Linked DNA regions of Mus musculus: region 1 is linked to region 2. The links are chromatin contacts, found by POLR2A ChIA-PET in ENCODE. All regions are on one chromosome and are shown on one strand. Each heading gives the region's core, a stretch centred on a gene start or an enhancer-like site at or near the end of the contact. The rest is flanking DNA. Distances are from core to core; before and after follow the strand shown. Region 1 overlaps Garem2 (GRB2 associated regulator of MAPK1 subtype 2). Region 2 holds the start of Tyms (thymidylate synthase).

Region 1 (3,146 bases), core at 510-3,009, 41 kb before region 2:
GGCAGAGTGGGAAGTGACAGTCACAGGACCCCAGAGCCCCCGGCAGGAAACTATCCCTCTACTGTATAGCCTGAGACCCTCTTGGATCCCCTAAGTCCCCAGGTCATGTCAGAACACGAAAGAGAAATGAAAAGCCAGGGACCAAGGTAGCAACTCACCCATCCTGCAGGCCAGAGGAATAATAGGAGAGACTGGAGCTGGGCGAGTGGACAGGCTGCAGCTTGGGAAAGTGGGGCAGCACCGGAGGGCTGCCTGTGAGCTTGCTGCAGCTGCCGCCACCCCTAGGAGGCACTGGAGGGGCGTGAAGCAGGCGGCACTCTTCCTTCACCTGCAGAGGAAGACCACGACTGCCTTACTTCTTACCTCACCTCTCAAGCAGGGGGGCCGGGCCTGAGACCTTGTCCCATGCAGAATGGAGGCTGTCCCGCCTAGATACCCCTGTCTATTTCCAACCTGTTTTGTCTCTCATACTCGGTCCACAACAGTCCCCTATTCCATCGTAAATTTATTGTGAATGTTAGTAGATTGCGGGGCGGGGGCGATAGGGATATTTGTTCTTCAGGGAAAAGACAAGGGACCTGCTACTAGGATCCTGTCCTTACAAATTAAGTTCCCCAAAGAGTGTGTTAAAAGGTGTGATTGAGGGCTGGAGAGATGCCTCAGCGGTTAAGAGCACTGACTGCTCTTCCGAAGGTCCTGAGTTCAAATCCCAGAAACTACATGGTGGCTCACAACCATCTGTAATGAGATCGGATGCCCTCTTCTGGTGTGTCTGAAGACAGCTACAGTATACTTACATATAATAATAGATAAATCAGTGTACTTACATATAATAATAAATAAATCTTTTTTTTAAAAAAGGTGTGATTGATGAGGGAACTGTCCTGTGGGCAAATAAGTGGGGAACGGTTAAATATCAGCACAGAACATATCAGAGCCTGTAATGTGGTTCTAACTCATCGACTCCAGGGGTTGCTGGAAATCACTCGCATTTCCTACATTTACTGCATTTTTCCATCATGTCGAACTTTGTGGAGTTTGTGGGTACCTGCTTCCAGATCACCCTCAATTCTCTCTGCCTTGCATGTGTGCCCTGGTCTTTTCCCCTCTCCTTCTCCTTTGGCTCTGGCCATTCTGTCACTCCCCAGGCGCACGGAGCCTCCGTGGTCCTCTAAAACCTGCCCAAGTTCCTTCAAGAACCTTCAAGGTGAAGCAGAACTCACTCACCGCCTCGGATTTGGGAGGGACAGGAGGTGGTGGTGCCTCTGGCTCATGCCGTGGGGGCCCCACGATCCCGAAGGAGATGAGGTCCGGCCCCGCTAGCGGCCGTGCACGGGCGTCGGCGCGGCTCTCGGGGGCTTGGTGCACCCACAGCTCTTCGTAAGGGATCTCGGCGCAGCCGCCCGCTGGCTCGGACACACCCGCCCAATCGGGGCTCACGTAATCCTGATCGCTGTCGCCGGGCGCGGGCAAAGCGGGACCCAGGCGACCCGGCGGTCCAGGCGCACGGACGGCCCCGGGGGCGCGCGGCGCGGGCAGGCAGAGGCGCGCATGGCGCGGGCTGGCGCAGTCGTCGGAGAGCTCCGCGGGCGCCTCGCGCACAGCAGTGGAGTATTCGTCCGGATCGAAGCGCTCGCGGCAGTAGGAGGCGCTGTCGCGCACCAGGCGCTCGACGCGCGGGTCCCCGGCCAGCAGACCCTGCGGCAGAGTGAAGCGCGGCGTGTCCGTAAGCAGCAGGAAGTGCAGCGGCGCCGGGCCCTCGCGGCGCAGCGCCAGCCCCAGCACCACCGTCTTGGAGATGATGCTGACCAGCTTGTAGCAGTGTCCCTCCCGCACCGGGTGGAGGTCGTAGGGGTTGCGCGGCGGCCGGCTGGGCACCAGCACGTTCACCGGCAGCCGCACGCGCTCGATGATGGCGCGCACCGTGTGCTCGCCCTCCTGCATCTGCAGCTCCAGTGGGCTGCGCGTGCTGAATCGGCCCTGGCACTGGAAGGGCAGGCTCAGGCTCTCGTTGGTGCGGTGGTTCATGCAGATGAGACAGGGCATCTTGCTTTTGACGGGCCTGGCGGCCCCGCCGCCACCCCCTGTTGCTCCCATGCTCCCGGGGCCGCCGATTCCGGCCAAGGCCCCTGCACGGCCCAGCTTGCGCAGGAGCGTGGTGAAGCGCGAGCGCTCCTTGGTCGTCTTGGCGCACAGAATCTCCGCCTGGCCCATGAGAGTGAGCTCGTCGCCTGCGTGCAGTGTGAAGTTGTACACCTCGCTGTCCTCGCTGAACTCGCCTGACACCACCTGGGGAATCCCAGAGACAAGGTGAAGCCCTAGCTAGGGTCGCAAGGAAAGTCACACACCAGCTCCAAACTCCTCGAGCGAGCTTTCCAGTCCCTTCCTCTTAAGCTGTCACTGACATAAGAGCGAGAGCACTGGACTGGGACTGGAGGGAATCTGCGACTTTAACGTTTTCTTTGGGTCCTTAGTTACCTCATATGGGTGGAGAGATGTACTTTGAAAGTGCTCAATCACTGAAAATTTTATTAGGCCATCTTGACCATTTGCGTGATAACAATACCTCACCCACCCAAGACTACGTCAGGTCGTGACCCCTCCACGGGCCGTTCCTGCTTCACCACATTTCCTAGGAGATGCTTCTGTCCACTGAGTTAGTGAGCGGGCTTTCCTGGCATGGCCTGACTGTGCCAGAGGGTGCCCAGAAGCAGCTTTCCCTCCTGGATCCTATGAGCAACACTCTAACCTAGAGAAAGGGAAGCGGGGGAAGGTCCTACCCCGTGCCTTTAGGACTAACCTTGACACTGAAGGTGATGGCTTCCATCACGAAGATTCGGTCAGGGAAGACACTGGCCACCTCCTCCACGCTGCTGAAGTATCTTACAGGCTCCCGCACGTCCCGAGCCTGCTCCAGGAGCTTGAATTTGCCTGCACGGGGGGGGGGGGGGGGGGGGGGGGATATACAGGCTGCTGAGGGAGGGCCTGCCTGCTAGGGGTCAGGTCTGAATTCTAGGAACATCAGGCCTGCTATCCCAAACTCATCCAGTCCCTCTGGAATTCAGGTGGGCACAAAGCAGGTATACTAAGGTATAATGTAAATATCATGTAAATTGTCTGTCTCACGTCGGCAATGATGAGCTTAA
Region 2 (2,905 bases), core at 108-2,607:
GTTATGAAACAAATGGATTTAACAGATAGCTACAGAACATTTTATCCTAAAACAAAGAATATACCTTCTTCTCAGCACCTCATGGTCCCTCCTCCAAAATTGACCACATAATTGGTCACAAAACAGGCCTCAACAGATACAAAAATATTGAAATTATCCCATGCATCCTATCAGATCACCACAGACTAAGGCTGATCTTCAATAACAGCATAAATTACAGAAAGCCAAAGTTCACGTGGAAACTGAACAACACTCTACTCAATGATATCTTGGTTAAGGAAGAAATAAAGAAATTAAAGACTTTTTAGAGTTTAAAGAAAATGAAGCCACAACATACCCAAACATACGAGAACAATGAAAGCACTCCTAAGAGGAAAACTCAGCTCTGAGTTCCTCAAAAAGAAACTAGAGAGAGCACACACTAGCAGCCTGACAGCACACCTATAAGTTCTAGAACTAAAGGAAGCAAATTCACCCAAGAGAAGTAGATAGCAGGAAATAATCAAATTTAGGGTGGAAATCAACCAAGTGGAAACAAAAAGAACTATTCAAAGAATCAATCAAACCAGGTGCTGGTTCTTTGAGAAAATCAACAAGATAGATAAACCCTTAGCCAGGCTAACTAGAGGGCAAAGGAACAACATCCTAATTAACAAAATCTGAAATGAAAAAGGAGACATAACAACAGAACCAGCGGAAATCCAAAACATCACCAGATTGTATTACAAAAAGCTATAGTCAACACAACTGGAAAACATGGATGAAATGGACAATTTCCTAGACGGATACCAGGTTCCAAAGTTAAATCAGGATCAGATTAATGATCTTAACAGTCCCATTTCCCCTAAAAAAGTAGAAGCAGTCACTAATAGTCTCCCAAACAAAAAAAGCCCAGGACTTAGCACAGAGTTCTATCAGGCCTTCAAAAAGACTTAATTCCAATTCTCAAACTATCCCACAAAACAGAAACAGAAGGTCCTCTACCCAATTCATTCTATGAAGCCAAAATTACTGTGGTTCCCAAACTACATAAAGATCCAAGTACAAGTATCGTATAAGCCAAAGGCTCTTTTTGAGACTGGGTCTCAAGTACCTAGGCTGGCCTTGAACTTGCTATGAAGTGAAGGCTTGCCTTAAACTCCAGATCCTCTAGCCGACTCAATCTCCCAGGAGCTGGGATTTAATGGCATGCATCCCCACACCCTGATCCTATAGGCTCTTAATGCCATAATAGGGTAAATACAGATTTGAGAAAGTGGGCAGGTGTTTGCCTTGCAAGCTGTAACCACTTCTGTCACGTGGGGGCGGGGTCTGCCACGGATTCTGGCGGCCGGAAGTTTCCCAGCAGGAAGAGGCGGGCTGGTGTTGGAGGAAAAGAGCGCCAGGAAGGTCCTGGTTTTGTCGCTGACTACACTGCTGCCAGACTGCTCCGTTATGCTGGTGGTTGGCTCCGAGCTGCAGTCCGATGCTCAGCAGCTGAGCGCGGAAGCCCCACGGCATGGAGAACTCCAGTACCTGAGGCAGGTGGAGCACATTTTGCGCTGCGGCTTCAAGAAGGAGGACCGCACGGGCACTGGCACCCTGTCGGTGTTCGGCATGCAGGCACGATACAGCCTGAGAGGTAACTGGGGCTGGTCTGCATTAGCGGGAGGACGTCCGGCAGGCAAGCTGGGCACGCGGAGACGCCGGGCGAGCGTTCTTGGATAGCCCTAACCCGGGCTCTGAGGTTCTAGGAGTCCTAAACTTCCCGTGCGCGACCCAGGTGACAACTACTTCAAGTAAACCAGGTTCTGAAGGTCTGCCTTTGACCTTAGTCCCTGTTAAACCTTTTCTCCCGAATCCAGTTTCAACCAGTTGTGCGGCCCAGAGGGAGGGAGTGGGAAGAAACCTGCGGGAGCTTGTCCAAATCCTGCTCTGAGGTCTTGACTTTGCTCCTCTTCTTCCTCCCCTTATCTCCTGCTCCCCTTTGCTGCTGCTTTTAAAATTGGAGCGAAAATGGCTTGGGCGGTGCTACGGCTGCGCGGGAAAGGGGGAGACCCGGGCCTTAGGCGGGAACTGTGGGGTTTTTCCTTCCAACAGCCTTGGCTTTTATATTTTATTTTATTTTATTTTATTTTATTTTATTTTTGGTTTTTCGAGACACAGTTTCTCTGTGTAGCCCTGGCTGTCCTGGAACTCACTTTGTAGACCAGGCTGGCCTCGAACTCAGAAATCCGCCTGCCTCTGCCTCCCAAGTGCTGCAGCCTTGGCTTTTAAAGAGTAACAAGAGGCTGTTGAGGAGCAAAGGATGGAATCAACCACAGGGCCTGGAAGGGCACAGAACCTCCTAGGTGTTGGCTGAGGATGGGGGTGCTAATGGTGGCATTCAGGAAACATGAAGAGCAACCTGACACTGGAGTAGAGAGTAGCTTTGAGTGGGGATATGGCCGCTCTTAGGACATTTGCTTAGTCTCAAACATTTTCTGGAGCTGTAAACTACAGCTTCTACTGCACAGATTGGTCCAGCCTAAAGGACCTCCCAAGAATTGTGGACCCTGATGAACCACAGACCTTTTAATTCACGTCCTCTGCTTAGACTGTGGACAGGTTTTTTTTTTTTTTTTTTTTTTTTTTTAAAGTATAGTTGTGTTTTGTTTTTGTCCTTTACCTCTCTAGTGTTCATTCAGCTTTTCGATGATGTTAAAGCTGGAAGTAGTGCTCTGGTTGCAAAACCTTCACTCAGACTACACCACTAACCTGAGCATTTTCACTTTGCCTTGTGGGTTGCCTCACCTGCACCACCCCTTTGCCTCTTAAGCTGTGGACACTTGTGCATTTCCTTTGGGTACCTGCGAAGTGGAGGTCACAAAGTTCCCTGATAGCCATTCCGAGGAGTAAACAATTCTGTTTCCATATACTAGGTCAG

The links. ChIA-PET counts read pairs that join two places held with the same protein, here RNA polymerase II (POLR2A).
Region 1: POLR2A ChIA-PET joins it to region 2 with 14 read pairs in embryonic stem cell. The contact joins the enhancer-like site here to the promoter of Tyms in region 2. POLR2A ChIA-PET finds 5 or more read pairs at or near these places in 3 of 5 experiments (Patski and embryonic stem cell).

Annotation. Positions count from the first base shown.
Region 1 is chr5:30,113,069-30,116,214 of GRCm38, reverse strand. It overlaps Garem2 (GRB2 associated regulator of MAPK1 subtype 2), which reads right to left. Exons shown (of 6, transcript NM_001167879.1): 3 at 2,801-2,931; 4 at 1,228-2,289; 5 at 159-328. Among named protein-coding and RNA genes, the nearest start is that of 3110082J24Rik, 8.6 kb to the right of the region's middle. Within about 2 kb of position 1,759, at least 1 of the 3 ENCODE cell types and tissues checked has a DNase peak (open chromatin) inside an H3K27ac peak, as active enhancers do.
Region 2 is chr5:30,072,077-30,074,981 of GRCm38, reverse strand. It overlaps Tyms (thymidylate synthase), which reads left to right and starts at 1,357. Exons shown (of 7, transcript NM_021288.4): 1 at 1,357-1,621. The coding sequence starts at 1,435.